Regions from separate parts of the Homo sapiens genome. Here region 1 is linked to region 2. The links are chromatin loops, found by intact Hi-C in ENCODE. Cell type or tissue: CD14-positive monocyte. All regions are shown on one strand.

Region 1 (2,500 bases), 160 kb after region 2:
CCTGAAGCTGAGGACTGATGTTAGCCATGACCGACAGGCAGACAGACGAACGGGGGCCTCCCGGCTTCTCAAATCACACCAGGGGGAGCCTGGATCCAGGACGCTGTACTGAACAAGCTCCCAGGGGTGTGGGTGCTGTGACTGCCTGGGGATCCTGGGTCACCTCTCCCCACCCCACTCTGATTGGGCCCAGGAGAGCCCAGAAGCTGCAGTCGCCTGGAGAAGCCGGAACCCAGGTCTGATTCAGGCCCCACTCAAGGCTCCACCCCCCGCCACCCCCACCCCACCCATTTTGTGCCCAGCGAGGGGTTGACTTGCTCTCCCAGGCCCGTGGGTTCTGTGGGTTCTACTGGGGGCATGACCCACTCCCCAGCCCCCCAGTCATGCTGCTGGAGCGCTCCTGAAGAAGACAGACTCAGATGCAACAAAGATTGAGGGCCAGGGCTGAGAGCGCCTGGTGCCATGTGGGGGTGTCCCGCTACTGTTTGATCTATTTTGTGAGTGTCTCAGGCATGGCCCAGGACCAGGGGAAAGGAACGCACAGGCCTGGCTGGGAGATTGCATGTGAGGGGAGGGTCGGGGGACGGGGTGCGCAGGGTGCGGCGACCATAGGCGGGCAGGGGTGGGCCTCTGGCCCATCTGCCCTTGGCATCAGACAGGCCTGGTTCTGGGTCCTGGCTCTGCTACCTGCCTGCCACGTGGCCTCAGCCACGCCCTCTTTCCTGAATGTTTTCTTTCTGAAATAGGCACTGCCGGTCATCGTGCCCAGCCACAGGCTCCTGCGAAGCTCCACAAAGGTCACTCTGCCGTGTCAGCGCTCAGTGGAAGCAAGGACCTGGAGCAGCCCCCCAAAGGAAACCGAGGGCAACCAGCAGCCGGGGTGGGCCAAAGGGACTCTGGTGAGGGCCAGGGGCTGCCCGGCTGCGTGAGGTGGGGTGCCTTTGGCGGCCCCTCCAATGTCATGACCCCACAGGAGCGAGGGGGACAGAGGAGGCTCAGGCTCAGCTGGCATCTTCCTCCTCAAAGATGGGAAATGGCTTTGGGGTAGCACTGGCACAAAAGGAGCCCGGTGGTCCCGGGGCGGGGTGGGCCTGGCTGCGGGGCCACGTTACCTCAGACACCTTGTGGACCCTGCCGTAGGTCTGGCTGCACTGCAGCAGCTGGGCCGCTAGATTGCAGTCCTTCCTATAGAGCTCCTAAAAGACAAGAGAAGGCGTTTGGCGCCATTCACCCCAGCCAAGGCCCCGCCGCCCTGACCAGCGCCAAGTGGCCAGCGGGGGCAGTGGTGTGCACAGGGCCTGCTGTGCGCTCAGCAGGACAAGGACCCACTGCTGGCTCCGGCCCTCTCTGGCCTCCACACTCTTGCCTGCAAAATGAGAGCCTCTTTCTGACCTGGGGCTGCCGGAGCATGGAGGGCCCTGCCGCTGCCCTAGCTGGTGCCCTTGAGCACTGCCAAGATGGGAACCTCCCACAAGGTGGGGGGCAGTGGTAGAAGAAGGAGCCCCAATGGCCCTGAGCTCCCCCAGGCTCGTAGAGCAGGCCTGGTCTCCCTGTCCCTGTCCCTCAGGCTCTCGGCGTCCTTCCAAAGATGACGGGGTGGGAGTGCCAGGCAGGAATGGGAGGCAGGATGAACCCCCAGCACCTTCCACCCCGCACTTCAGACTTGCTGCTCACAACCCTCTTCCCAGAGTGTGGTTTGGAAACAGTGTGGCTGCAGGGCTGGGCAGGGACTGGGCAGGTGTGTGACCTCAGGCCCAGGCGGGCGCTGGCTCAGCCTCCTGAGCTGAAAACAGATGCAAACAGTAGGACTCAAGGGGTGTGGCTTCGCCACTGAAAATCTCTGTTGCATGTGCCTGTGTTTGGGGCTTGCATTCCCGCCCCTCCGGGGTCCCCACTGCGAGGGCTCTGACAGCTAGCCCTGGGGTGGCCCGGAGGCCCAGTGACCCACCTGAGCTGCCCCATGGCTGCTCCTGGCAAGGGCTGGCCACAGTCCCAACCCAGCCAGCACCAGGCATCCTGCTGTCCAGGCAAGGCTGTCTCTGACACAGGCACCTTTCTGTCCCCCCACCACGGCCCTGGAGCCTCCCTCACTGAAGGCTGGTGCCCCCAACTTGGCCTACACGGTGGAGGGCGTCGGAGTCGCCAAACCCCTCTCAGTGCCTCCCTGGGCCTCCTAGGAACAGAACAGCACGGCTGCCTGAGAGCTGAGAACTGACCCCTTGTATGACCCCAGTCGACCGGCTGCCCCTGGCACCAGAGGGCTGCAGGCACTGCCCAGCCAGCCCAGGTCTGCCACTGAGCCCCACCAGCCACAGCCAGGAGTGGCTGCCACTGGGAAGCCGGTGCCATGCCCATAGCCCCTGGGGCACCTGGCTGAGTACCCAAGCCCCTGGGCTGTCCATGTCTGAGGTGGCCAGCTCTGGGACAGCTGGGAGCCTTTCCTGAGCAGCCGCAGCTGCTGGCTCGGGGAGGAAATGCTCACGGGACACTCTGGCAGAGC
Region 2 (2,500 bases):
GCTGCCTTCCTGTGGAGTCTAGTGTCTCATTTGTAAAAGGGCAAAATCATACCTGGGTCATGTGCTCATGTGAGAAAAATGCTGAAAAAGTGCCTTGCACAGAGCCAGGTACCTCATAGGCGCTCAGTAAATGGTGGTTCCCTTGCCCTTGTTTCCTCAGAGTTCTGGAACCAACTTTCCTACATCTTTTCTCTTGCAAATTACATTTTGAGCTTTTCTCCCTCGGAAACATTTTCTTAAGTGAAGAAAGGAAGCTCCAAGTATAGAGATGTCTTTGAAATGAGCTGAATTGATGGGTGGCATTTTTAAGTGGCGAACTGGAGTCCTGAAGTGGCTTGTCTGTGCTCTTTTCTAGCAAGACTCAGAGTCCTGTGGGAGAGAACGTCATATTCTCTCTTCAGCCTGGAGTTCCAGGATTTTCCACTTAGGTCTTTGGTGCTTTTCCTGCCATTCCGGGGGCTGTGAAGTGTGCGCGGAGGCTTCTGGCATCCCTGGCGTGGATCACAGCATGCTGGGATTGATCCTGTGGCCCCGGGGCTTCTCTGCTCTCCTTCCCAAGTCTGCGCTGCAAGGGCTGGAGGATGGGAAGCCCATCTGGAGGGTTGCTGGTGGGCCTGGGCAGTGTCTGACTGGCCCTGGAGTTCAAGTGGTGGCCCTTGTCCTCCCTGTGCTCACCTTCCTGTTGAGGCCTTCTTTTACCTGCCCGCTCACCTCTGGAGTTCTCTCTCCTGATGGTGAGGGGCAGACCTGGGGCCCTGTGGGACTGGCCTTCGCCTGGTGGCGTGAAGTGCTCCCTGGGCCCTGCTGGCAGAGTGGCAGCTTGGGTCACTTTTGCCTGGGAAATTTAGATTTCCTAAACAGAAGCATCCCCATGGTAGTTTTTGAGCAGAGAGCACCTGAGTAGAGGCATTGATTTCTGGCCTTGTGGAGTAGACAAATGTGCCAGGCACGGTGCCACTGGGGACGTGGGGGGAGAGACGTTTCTGCCCCCATGGAGGGGAAACTGTGAGCAGCCAACTAACTGTGACACCTCATGACCAGAAGAGGGCGCAGTGGGCCCAGCTTGGAATGGCAGTGAGGGTGGCTCAGACTGAGGGACTGTGGTAGGAATGCCCTGCTCCTGGGCGATTCAGAGACCTGGGTCCGGGTCTGTGGGGCTGCCCTGGGTGGGGCCAGGCGCCGCAGCTGTGCCCGCCTGTCCCGAGGAGACTGTGTGTGCTGCAGGTGATGACACTGGCATGGGCCCCTTGGGCTGCCAGGCAGCTTCTGGGGAGCCCCACCCACTGCACTGTGCACCCTGGGTTCCTTCCCAGGGCAGAGCACATTTGCTGTCATGAGGTTGGGCCAGGGTCAGCATGGCTGCTAGGGTTGGCATCTCCTGACCCTCTTTTTTTACTGTGGTGTCGTGAACATTAGGGCTTTTATAAGCCATAGATACAAATGGTGGGCCAGGGCCCTCTCTGTTTTAAGATATTTGTCAGTTTTCAGTGATGGGGTTATTTGGCAAATTGGTTTTGGGCAAATTGACTTTGAACAACTTTTCAGTGTGAAGAGTGTATGGCAGGGGCTGGAGGAGCCAGGATGGGAAGACAGATTGGGAACCGGCGGGGAGCCAGGCAGGAGCTGTGGCCAGAAGTCCCGGCTGAGGCCTCAGGCTTGCTGGGCCACCAGGTTTGTGCGTGGCCTGGCTGGGAGGCACATGGTGTTCTTTTCCCTCCTTGGTGTCAGAGGTGGGGCAGCATGGCAGATCTTGGGGACCTGGTGATCTGGGGAAGGCAGTGTGTGGGTGTGGGTGGTGGGTCTGGAGTGGGGATAGGGCCTCGGGCACAGGCAGGAGTCCTGGCTGGCTGCAGCCCAGTCCCTGGAGGAGAGGAAATGGTGGGTGCAGCATGGAATGAGCTCAAAGAGGCGGGTGCAGCAGTACACCCTTCCCAGGGTGCTTTCCCCCTGCCTTTTGGTTAAAATCTGCCAGTGTCTTCTGGGCCCCTGCTGGATCAGGAAGGAGGGAAGAGCTTGGGGGCTGGGTGACAAGACCTGCTTGGGTCCTTCCTCTACGGCCAGCCCCTTGGTTGCGTGGTCTCTGGCAAGTTACCTCACTTCTGAGCCTTCATTTGAGTATCTATAAAGTGGAGAGAATTAAACATGCCTCGCTGGGTTTTTGTGAAAAGTAAACGATATTAGTTGTGAATCACCAAGTGCAATGCCTGGCACATAGCAGGCACTTAGTGTGTGCTCGAGTTCCTGCTTTTCCCCAAGAATTTCCTCCTTTCCTTGACTTGTGCTCATGTCTTATTTTACGTAAGTAGCCATGGAAGCATATCAGCTTCACCTACTAGACTTTAAGCTTCCTGAGCCAGAACCCATTTTTATATTCCCCAGCATCTGGCACAAAATTGTGTACATGTTAAGTGATCGATAAAAATTAAAACAAATTTTTTGGATTTTATCGCAAGCCTTTGGGAAGGGATTGTCTTTTGAGTGGATAAATCATATTCGCCAC

What was found. Hi-C counts contacts between places; a loop is a spot of excess contacts. Peaks named below come from ENCODE experiments on the same cell type or tissue, not always from the same donor. Only the 100,000 strongest peaks of a DNase experiment are listed, where the experiment ranks them.
Region 1: it touches region 2 in a loop (2.8-fold over the local background); 11 of 110 quality-filtered maps call a loop at or near these places.

What each region holds. Positions count from the first base shown.
Region 1 is chr14:100,539,384-100,541,883 of GRCh38, forward strand. BEGAIN (brain enriched guanylate kinase associated) reads right to left here. Exons shown (of 7, transcript NM_001385089.1): 6 at 1,113-1,196. It overlaps LOC124903382 (a long non-coding RNA gene), which reads left to right. Exons shown (of 2, transcript XR_007064334.1): 2 at 747-2,500. Among named protein-coding and RNA genes, the nearest start is that of BEGAIN, 47 kb to the right of the region's middle. In CD14-positive monocyte, a CTCF peak has its summit at 1,228; no DNase peak of the experiment used is centred here.
Region 2 is chr14:100,382,823-100,385,322 of GRCh38, forward strand. The region is part of intron 2 of WDR25 (WD repeat domain 25); the gene reads left to right. Among named protein-coding and RNA genes, the nearest start is that of WDR25, 7.6 kb to the left of the region's middle. RefSeq lists an enhancer at 169-678. In CD14-positive monocyte, CTCF peaks have their summits at 1,036 (motif pointing right), 1,238 and 2,478 (motif pointing right); a DNase peak (open chromatin) is centred at 1,049.